Regions from separate parts of the Mus musculus genome. Here region 2 is linked to region 1. Evidence: chromatin loops called from intact Hi-C (ENCODE). Cell type or tissue: gastrocnemius. All regions are shown on one strand. Links, peaks and the distances in the headings refer to the core of each region. The heading gives the core; the rest is flanking DNA.

Region 1 (5,371 bases), core at 291-5,290:
GCAAGGGGGAAGAGGAAGAGGCAGAGGTCCTACAAGCCCCCCCCTCAGTTTCCTCAAGCTTAAAAACACCACCCTGGGGGACCAAGCCCTTGGAGCTCTTGGGGGATGCTAAGGATCCAAGCTGTAGCTTTGTGCCTTCTTGTCTTTGTGCAGCCAACATCCGCTGATGTTGGTCAGCATATGCTGCAACACTCAGGCAGATCAGGCTCCAACTCCATCTATTTCTGTGTGCCCCCTTTTCTGTAAAGGAGAATAATAAAGTACCTAAAAGGGTGAATTTATAACTTTTTAAAAATAGTGTTTACAGATGCCAAATGTTAATTGTTTACATATAATAGTCATGTGTGTTATGTTTTAAAAGTAAAGTATACATGTATATGTACCCTATTAGTATGTCATGCAAACAGAACAGGTAAATGTCTTGCGTGAAGGGGCCAGAGAGATGGTTCAGTGGTTCCCAACACATATTGCTCCTGCAGGAAACTCAAGGTTGATTCTTAGCACCCATGGGTAGCTCACAACCAACTGTAACTCCTGCTCCAGGAGTCTGACACCTTCTTCTCCCCCCCCCCACCCCCAGAGATTGCACTTGGGTGCATATACCCACAGATACACAGACATACACAAATAAAATCTTTTAAATGAATAAAAGTAGATGTGCTTATAGAAATTTTCTGAAGAGTTAAACGGCTCACAAGAGTCTTTTGGAGAGGCACTGGCTGTTACCTTCAAGGACCTGGGTGTGGGAGGAGTTTGAGGGGTTGGGGAATCAGCAGTGGATTATGAAGCCCCTTCTTGGGTTACAGGAAACCCTGACTTGTGACAGCACTGGGAAAGAATTCAGGAAAGGAATTCTCTCTGCTCGCCTGTGTAAACACACTCTGCAGCAGGACAGACCCCTCCTCTCTGTAGGAGATCACTTGCTCCTATATTTTGTTTTCTCTCTCCTTTATAGGACAATAAATCACTAAGATGTAGCCAGGCTTCAGAAGTCAAAGAGGGCCTTGGGGGATGGCTCAGTGGAAGAGAGCACTTGCCACACAAGCCTGCCAGCCTGAGTTTGTTTGGATCATGTGCAAATGTTGAATGTAGCTGTGGGCATCTGTGCTCCCAGAACTTTCACAAGGAGATGGGAAGGAAAACAAGACCCAGAAACTTGGGCAGCTACCCTGGAGAGTGTGGCAAAACAAGAGAGACTCTGCCTCAAAACAAGGTAAATGATGAGAACCAACTCCAAAAAAACTGTGCTCCGATGTGCATGTGAGCGCGGTGTCACCCACGTGCCCACAGTCACACACATCATACACACGAAACACACAAAACCACACAAAAGCCAAAGGGGCATTATTTGCATTTTTAAATTTTGTTTCTCTGTGTTGAGGGGTGTTTGCAGGTCATGGGATAACCTCAGGTGTCAGCCCTTGTCCTCCAACTTGAGACAGGGTCTCTTGCTCACAGCCTCATATGCCAGGCTAAGTGGCCCCAAAGCTTCCAGTAATACTGGAGTCATAGCTTTATGTGCTTCTGTGTCCAGCTTCACATTGCTCCTAGGGACCTAAACTCAGGTCTTCAGACCCTCCTAGAAGGCACTTCACCCACGGAGCCCTTCTCCAGCAAAGGGTGTTTAGCCGTCTCTGTAGACTCTCATGTCAGGGAGCACAGGTTGTTCAGATAGCTGGTTCCACACTCGGTGCACAGGCTGCACTAATTTGACAAGAGCTGTGCTTGGAGGGTCCAGGAGGGGTGGAAAGAGAGGAGTTGATCAAGATATGTTATATACACATATAAAAGTATCAAAGAATAAGTTTAAAATATTCTAAATATTTTTTCCTTCTTACTTCCCAAAGCTACAAGGTTAAAAGTTTAGTGTATATAGTTTGAATGTTATTTGAAAAACAAAAAGAGAGAAAGCTGGAAACCATTGTTCCTAAAGCATTAGCACTAGAATTTCTTTGAATTAGGCAAAATTTGCACTGAAGTATTGGATTAATCAGAGTAGGTTGGCTGAGTGATGAGAGCTAAAGGCTTGTTTACACGGCTTTAGTTTGCCCTAGGATGTGCATGACTGATATCAGATCATTTATAAAAAGAAGATTTGGGCTGACGGTGTGGCTCCACGGATAAGGCGCTTGTCTAGCATGCACAAAACCTTGGGTTTGATCCCCAACACCAATAAACCAAGCACAGTGATGTATGCTTGCAGTCTTAGCCCTTGGGAGGTGGAGCAGGAAGATCAGAAGTTCCTGGTCATCTTTGGTTTCATAAGGAGTTTAAGGCCAGCCTGATAAGTGTGAGCCTTCATAAAAAAGAAAAGGGGGTAAGGAAATAGAAAGAGGGAAGGAAAAAGGAAGGGAGGGAGGGAGGGATGGAGGGAGGGAGGGAGGGAGGGAAGAAGGAAGGAAGGAAGGAAGGAAGGAAGGAAGGAAGGAAGGAAGGAAGGAAGAAAGGAAAGGGAAGGAAAGGGAGAACATTGTTATTGAGCAGAGAAACTAGGCAAAGGGCATCTATGAGCTCAAACTGCGACCCACAGAGTGGCATCTGTGAGCATCAGAAGCCCCCTTTCCCCACCTCACACCAGCCTTTGATCTGATCTGGACACACAGTTGTGCTCTGTTGTGTTTTCCTTTCCTGAGAGCAGCTGCCTCCATCACTTATAAACAGGGAAGAGGAGAAGCGAGGGCTAGCATCATAAGGTGTCTAATTTCAGAAACACGTGTTCTTGCTAGGAGTAGTTCGGCAGCAGGTGGCCCAGTGTCCCCAGACTACCCAAATCCAGGACAAGTGGCCCTGTCAATCCTCAGCCATCCATCTCCCTGGGCTTATCTGCAAGTCATCATGGAGGCTGAAGAGCTGTGGTGGCCATGGCCACCCAGTGTGCACAGGATCTCACACTTCCCCCTGCCCAGCGGTCCCTCAGCTACGGCTCTTATCCCTTGTCACCAAGTCTTCACGATGAGCTCAGAATCGCCCAGGGATGAACCAGGAATGGTTTGTCACGGCTTGGCAATTGGCTTTCCTGACCTGCAGTGGCCAACATGTAGGGGTGGGAAATTTTGGTTAGCTCCTTTGTGGAAATGATGGCAAGAGCCAGGGCCAAGCACAAATCCTCTGAGAGTCTGGAAGATAAAGGTGCCTCCCTACAGTGGACTGAGGGACGCTTGACTAAGCCTGTTTGGGAAGCTAATGTATCAAGCTAGCCACTGCCACTTGAGCCTTGGTACCCTGCATTGCTCACTCTGAAGAAGTATCATATAAAGACATTTAAGAAGCCGTGTAGGGCCAGCAGATGGCTCCATAGGTAAAGATGCTTCCCGTTGGCCTGAGTTAACCCCCTGGGACCCCATGATTGGAGGAGAGAACTGACTCCCAAAAGTTGTCCCCTGATCTCCACACATGTGCTTGGTATGCCTATCCTGTCAACAGACATGTGCCTGTGCGCACGCGTGCATGCTCTGAAACACATATGTAATACATAGGTATTAAAAAGGTATTAAAGGTGCTTTGTTTTTGTTTTTGGAGAAGTCCTATTGAAAGGTCCATATAGAGAGAAACCCCTGGCCAGCAGTCCAGGTGACTTGCCATTCATGGAGATGAATCTTTGTGAACTGGTGGCTGGAGCCCCAGCAAACACTGGACTGCAGCTTCATAAGCAAGCCTTGGAAATTCCTGGCTACAAAATGAAACCAGGAGAACCTCTCTGGCTGAGAATGGATCTCACCAAAGACTCTACCTCTGCCCATGAGGCCTTTCTTCAAATGTTCTTGATATCTCCAAGTACCCCACCATGGTTGTTGTTGACACTCTCCTACTGATGCTCTCAAAGGGAAGAGGGATATTAAAGAGGATCTGAGGTCTGTATCCCCCGACTTCATGAGTCCAGAATGTGAGAGTGTGAGCAATCACAACCATCATAGGGACCCTCTGGGACATGCTTCCTCCATGTCTCTCTGCAGAGCTCAAACAGGCTGAACCTTCCAGATGGATTTTGTCTTAACTCTGTGAGTCAAGTGAGGAGGAGAAGGCAAAACACAGGCTCATTCATTATTCAACATTTTCTATGTACTCGACAAATATTTAATGAGCTAGTGTGATGTGCCAGGTACTGTGCTAGGAAAGGGGGATCAAGTGTAAAAGGGCTAACCCCTAACCTTAAGGGACTGATAGACCCTGGTGTCGACCTTATAGTCCAGGGGTCTTCAAAAGCAGCACCCACCCATCTCTGCCTTCCAAAAATTATAGGTGAGGGCTGGCAAGGTAGCTCAGTGGATTGAGTGATTCATGCATGGAGCCCTGAGTTGATTCCCAACACTGCGTAAACTGGATATAAAGGTACAAGTCTATAATCCCAGGAGTCTGGGAAGTAGAGGCAGAAGGAGTTCCGTATCATCCTTAGCTATAAAGCAAGCTGGATGTCAGACTGAGCTACATGAGATCCTCATTCAAAGAAGAAAAAAAAATGTAAAAGATATGCCAACATAATTTACTGTCCCATGTGAGCTAGGATTCCCACAGGCTAAAAGTTCATGGGAACAGACATGATTAATTAGGCGTTGTCATGGAAATGTAATGTCATTAATTATGCAATGCAAAGCTGTTCAGGTTCACTTTCATCAACATTACATCACAAAAGTACAGCATCAGGAAAGCTCTACACAAAGCTCATACAGACACTGTCTGCCAAACAGCACATGCTATCAATCTCTGGGAGACAGGCTCTGCCCACAGGATGTCTAAGCATGTGGCCCATTTTTTCAACCTGGTTGGAACGAACTTTTGAGATGCTTTCTAAGGGATGGGAGACACCACCTATGACCCCACAAAGTGTGTAAGATAACAGTAAGAGCTTATTGTTACATAATAAACTAACTAGAAAGGAACCAGCTTGATATTTCTCATGATTTCTGTGGGCAAGGAATTCCAGAGTAGCTCAGCTGCAGGCTCTGGCCCAGGGCCTCTCATTAAATCACAGTCAGTGTGTGACAAAGGCTGTGTTTGAATGCATGCTTGGAACATAGTGTCTGCATCTACACCATGACCCTGAAGCCTCAATGTCTCTCCATGTGGGCCTTTCCATGAGGATGCACATGCACACACACACACACACACACACACACACACACACACACACGGAATTGAAACCAGAGAATAACCTGGACCGTCAGCTCTGTTTATCTTGGTTTGTTTGAGGATGATGATGATAGTGATGGTGGTGATGATGATGCCTGTATGTATGCCTGCAGGCCTGAAGAGGGCACCATTTCTCATTATAGATGGTTGTGAGCCACCATGTGGTTGCTGGGAATTGAACTCATGACCTCTGGAAGAGCAGCCAGTACTCTTAACCTCTGAACTTCCTCTCTAGCCTGTGACT
Region 2 (5,371 bases), core at 140-5,139, 65 kb after region 1:
TATTCCTTGATGGAGGGCAGGTCATGATACTTCCTCTGTGAAGCTGGGTGGGACCTGGCCAGCTGTCAGACTATACAGAGGGGTGAAATGGTAATGACTAAACTCAGGGACACATTATGTCAACCCATCCGTGTGGATGATATGGTAGTTCTGAGGCTAGGGAGCTGGCTCAGTGAACACCTGATTTTACTCCTCAGAATATATGCACACCTGCCATCGCAGCCCTGGAGAATCAGATCCCTGGGGATCTCCACCTAGCAAGCCTAGTCTACATGGCAAGTTCCAGGCCAATGAGAGACCTTGTCTCAAAACCAATGTAGATGCCATCCTGAGGAGTAACACCCAAGGTTGACCTCTAGCATATGCACTCCACTCCCACAAAGTTAGCTCAGTGTAACTCAGTGTAACACTTGAGCTCCGTAGACTCAGCCTTTGAGTACAGGTGTATGTGAGAGGCCCAAGGGTAAGGAGAGATAGAAAGAAATCTATCGTTTCCACCCACACAAGAGCTGTGTATTGTGTAACCCCAGGACTCAGGAAGCAGAGGAAGGAGGACAGGAGTTCAAGGACAACCTAGAATTCCAAGTTCTTTGCCATCTGGCCTCAACTTGCCTTTCCAATCTGTTGTTCAGGAAAGCCTACTGTCCAACCAGTGTTAAGGGCTTCTCAGTCCCTGTTGCAACCCTTCTCTAAAATCTGTTGTAAAGCTTCCCGAAGAAGCCTTGTCTGTTTGCTCTACCCTGGCTCTTTCCGTGTCTTCCTTTCTGAGGTCTTACACTGCTGTTCTTCCTCAGCATCTGGTTGAGAAATTTGTACGTCACCCAATTTTGAGTTCAGAGTCCAGTGCTGCCTGTCATGCATGTAACAGGTATCCAGTTGTGGGATATTTAATGGACTGTACCATTAGCTTATTTAAAATGGATTTAGTGAGTGAGTTTTTCAACTATGCCCAGCACATGGAGAAAGTCAGTATTTACTCCAGTATCTACTTCATTAATAGAAGAGAACGGAGGCTTTAAGAGGTTGCACCATGGCTACGGCTATATTAAAAAGAAGTATCCAAGTCCATTTTGGATCTCAGCTTCTAAATTCCAGATTCCCTATTCTTCTCCTCTGTTAAACTCCAAGCTGGAGTGTCAGCTTCCTATAGCCCACATATCTGAATACTGCCCATGGCCTGGAAGGGTGTCAGCGCCCTGAGCCACTTGGCACGTGGCAAGGAAGGGCTCTGGTGAATGTTCTGTGCCACAGAGTCCCTGTTCATCTGTTCCAATGTTCTGGTCACTACCAGAGGGTGCGTTTTCCCTCCTGGGCAGCCAGAAACCTGATAAAATCCTAAAGAGGAATATGATCATTCTCTTCTTGAAGGGCTTAGCAAGTCATTTGGCCTGCCTAATCTACTCAGACACTGTCTGGGGAATATTTGATATCCATGTAGTACAGGCTGTAAATTATTCTGTAGGGACTGGTCACAAGACCCTCACAACCCTGTCTCAGCTGGCCATCAGGAAGGTTCTCCCCTCCTGAAGCCTCACTGAACTGGAAAAGATCAGGCATCTCTCCTCCTTGGGGACTGGCTTGAGGTAAACTTAAAGCGATACGGAGGGACAATCCTCTTGTCTTCAGTGCTGAGCTGGCTGGCCCCTTTCCCTCTGCAGAGATCAGGCTACAGATAGAACCATTTCCTTAGCTAATTTGTACCATGTTTTCAGCACCAGCATCCAAATGCCTTACAGAGAGAGACAACTCCCTGTAAGGATCCAAGCAAGGAAACTGGACTAACAAGATGGCTCAGCAGGTAAAGGAGCTTGCTATCAAGCACAAAGACCTGTGTTGGATTCTTTTTTTTTTTTTTTTTTTTTTTTTTTTTTTTTTTTTTTTTTTTTTTTTTAGATTTATTTATTTATTATATGCAAGTACACTGTAGCTGTCTTCAGACACTCCAGAAGAGGGCATCAGATCTCATTACGGGTGGTTGTGAGCCACCATGTGGTTGCTGGGATTTGAACTTCGGACCTTTGGAAGAGCAGTCGGGTGCTCTTACCCACTGAGCCATCTCACCAGCCCCCTGTGTTGGATTCTTAAAGAGTTGCTCTCTGACCTCTACAGTCCACCAAAGCACGAATGCACCTCCATGACCCCGCCCCCCAAATAAGTAACCGACTCTAGTAAAACATGCAAATGAATAAATGGAGGGAAGCTACAGCATTGAAGCTGTTACAAATCACAGCTGCCGATGACTAAAGACCAGACACACACACACACACACACACACACTCACACTCACACCACTGACTCCCACAGGGAAGAAAAACGCCTAGACCGCTACACACTGACACACTCCCTCTGCCCTTTCCAAAGCACAGCGCAGGCACTTTTGGGCCTTAAGTCCCTAAAGTATTTTACTACCCACCCCCAGTTTGGTGAAAAGACTCGAGACTGCCTGTGTGTCACTATGTCCACTATCAGGGGCAGAGAGACAGGGTCTCAGGAATGGCCCTCAAACCTTCCTCCACCTCTATTTCTCTGCTCTGGTTGAAATGTCCAGACCGTGAGAGCCCAGGACGACAACTGGTGAGTGGGCTGAGTGCTGCCACAAGGACCCAGCTGGGTACCGAGAGCTCCCAGGCCCAGAGGGGAGGGGCAGTGGCCGTGACTGGCAGCCCCCGGACCTTACAATGAGCAGCACCCCAGGACCTGGAGGCAGAGTGAGCCGGTGCGCACACACCACCTGCCCTATTCCGGGTGGTTCCGGGCAGGCTCTTCTGGGGACCTTGACCGCCAGACGATGGCTCTGAGAGGTGGCTAGAGACTCTCGCCCAGTGCCGGGCTCCTCTCCAGCGAGGTCCCGGCGCTCTTTCCCAGGCGTGCAGGTTTAGAAATAGGACGGCCTCGCCCGGCCGCGGCCTCGGAGGCTCGGGTCCCCATATATAGTCATATCCACCGTCAACTGGGAGGCCGGCAGGCGGCAGCGAATGGGCGTGCGGGCCCCCGCGGGAGGAGCGAGGAGGGGGCACGGGGCGGAGGCAGGAGACTGGGAAAGGGGGAAGGAGGAACAAGCTTTTCCAAAAAAGTATTGGCTGTCCTAAGGAATGCGGTCGCCCCCCTGGGAAAGTACATATCAGGGAGCAGCAGGCAGCTCCGCGCTCGCACTCCGGCTCTGCTACCCCACCGCGCTCGCGTCTCCTCTCGCTCCGCTGCCTAAGGGCCCCTCGCCACCGCCACCATGGACGCCATCAAGAAGAAGATGCAGATGCTGAAGCTCGACAAAGAGAACGCCTTGGATCGAGCTGAGCAAGCGGAGGCTGATAAGAAGGCGGCGGAAGACCGGAGCAAGCAGGTCTGCATTTATCCCCAACCTCCAATGCCCCAGCTTAGCGTGGGTCGCTCAGCCCCGGGACCCGAACTGGCTCCCTTTCCTCATCCCATCCCCAGCCAGGGTGTCCAGGGGCGCACGTTTAAAAAAGAAAAGGAGAAGCGCGAGAGTTAGACTGATTCTAACTTTTCTGTCTCGTCCGAGGACGCTCGTGGCCCTTCTCTGACTCCCACGGTCTGCGAGGTCCACTGAGCTTCTTCCCTAGAGAGGCTCTTGACTCTTAGGGTTGGGAATCAGTTTTGAAAGAGGAAGAGAGAAAGGATACAAGTTCCCGGGTTGCCTGGAGGGAAGGGTGGGGGAGCGGAGCAAGGCTCAAGTCCTAAGGTGTCCGAAGTTCTTTGGACTTTTTGGTTGGGGAGAAAGATCCCTCAACACGGGATGAAGACTTTGAAGGGAAGAGGAGGGAGTCACTGAATTATTTCCTAAGAACAAAGATGGGACAGAATGGGAGACACACGGAAAGCTAGCCAAACAAGGACATGTTTCGGCAGTCCCTCAAATTGAGAACCTGAGCTTGCTGTCCTCGGCCGGCCGGAGCGTGTGGTCCCGGGTTGGGGGGTGGTGTGCGAGATGAGTCACTGAGTGAGATCTCTGGGAGAGATATCTTAGGGTCCCTTGAGCCCCAAAGCAGCGATCCCTTAGCCCCAGGGCTCCAGCCAACCTGGCACCCATTTGTTATGTGTCTCCCACCCGGTCCATGCCGGCCGCCCGCGCCCGCTCGCCGCTACCCCAGCTCGAGGAGGACATCGCAGCGAAAGAGAAGCTGCTGCGGGCGTCGGAGGACGAGCGGGACCGGGTGCTAGAGGAGCTGCACAAGGCGGAGGACAGCCTCCTGGCTGCCGACGAGACCGCCGCCAAGGTACCCCGGGCGCGCGGCGAGGCACTGCACACGAATGGCTAACTCTTTCTCTTTCTCTCTCCCTCCCTGTCTTTCCCTCTCTCTCTCTCTCCCGCTGTCCCTGTCCTTTATGGTCTATGCACCCTCAACCCGCACCTTGCGGGATCACGCTGCCTGCCGCACCCCACCCCCTCCCCCTTCCCCCCTCCCCGTACTCCACTGCCAACTCCCAGCTGGAAGATGAGCTGGTGTCACTGCAAAAGAAACTCAAGGGCACTGAAGATGAACTGGACAAATACTCCGAGGCTCTCAAAGATGCCCAGGAGAAACTGGAGCTGGCGGAGAAAAAGGCCACAGATGTAAGTGCACGCTCACACTGCCTCCCTCACCTCCTGTCCGTGTGGCCACTCTGGGGGGCGGGGGGCCACCACAGGGGCTGCAGAGCAAAGGAAGAGGGCGAACCTCCTCCTGCAGGGACACCTGCACACAGCCTGGCCGTGGCCCAGAGCACTGGATGCCGCCTCTACTGCTGCTCACGTTTCATTTTTATTCCGTCCTTTCCCTTTTTCTCTTTTTCCTCTTCTTTACCTCCTCCCCTTTGGTTGGAGGTGGGTGGGTACGAAGCTGGGAGCTGAAAAGGGTGAAGCTGGAGGTGAACTTCGCCTCCTGCTGGTATAAAACCTCTGAGGTGTATGTCATCACCAAGGTCTGTGCAAAACAGAATACCTAGTGTTTGCCGCGCCCCCAGCCCCCGGTGGTTTTCGCTGATGGACCTAGTCTGAGTAAGTCCACAGAGCCTGGCCTTTAAATGGACTCATCCTTTTACTTCAGACGCTAAATTTGAGGGCTACTGTGACACTTTGAGGCTCTTTTTCTCACTAGACAAGCCTTAAGACCTGCCCAGGGAAGGTGATACTTGCTTGGGTCTGCAGTCTGAAGCACTAGATCCAGAAAGTACGCAGGGAGTTATATATAGCTCAGTGCTTTATATGGCATAGCGAGCTGGCTGCCCCCTGCCCGCCCCGCCCCCACCTGTCAGCCCTCTGACAACCACCACAGACGTGCTTCCAGGGGGGTGATAGACACAGTTCCAGTTCTGCTAAGCACCCTCTCCACCCTAGAGCTAGCCACTTCTGTCTAGAAAGTCAAGCTGACGG

The links. Hi-C counts contacts between places; a loop is a spot of excess contacts. Peaks named below come from ENCODE experiments on the same cell type or tissue, not always from the same donor. Only the 100,000 strongest peaks of a DNase experiment are listed, where the experiment ranks them.
Region 2: a loop joins it to region 1, with 5 times the contacts of the local background. A loop is called at or near these places in 4 of 42 quality-filtered maps.

The regions. Positions count from the first base shown.
Region 1 is chr9:67,111,646-67,117,016 of GRCm38, reverse strand. No RefSeq gene overlaps it. Among named protein-coding and RNA genes, the nearest start is that of Gm10646, 12 kb to the right of the region's middle. In gastrocnemius, for the core only: CTCF peaks have their summits at 3,306 (motif pointing right) and 5,284 (motif pointing right); no DNase peak of the experiment used is centred there; H3K27ac peaks cover 4,601 bases.
Region 2 is chr9:67,046,988-67,052,358 of GRCm38, reverse strand. Tpm1 (tropomyosin 1, alpha) reads left to right here and starts at 3,146. Exons shown (of 10, transcript NM_001164248.1): 1 at 3,146-3,340; 2 at 4,448-4,573. The coding sequence starts at 3,227. In gastrocnemius, for the core only: CTCF peaks have their summits at 2,976 (motif pointing right) and 4,888 (motif pointing left); DNase peaks (open chromatin) are centred at 2,945, 4,128, 4,413 and 4,645; H3K4me3 peaks cover 5,000 bases; H3K27ac peaks cover 5,000 bases.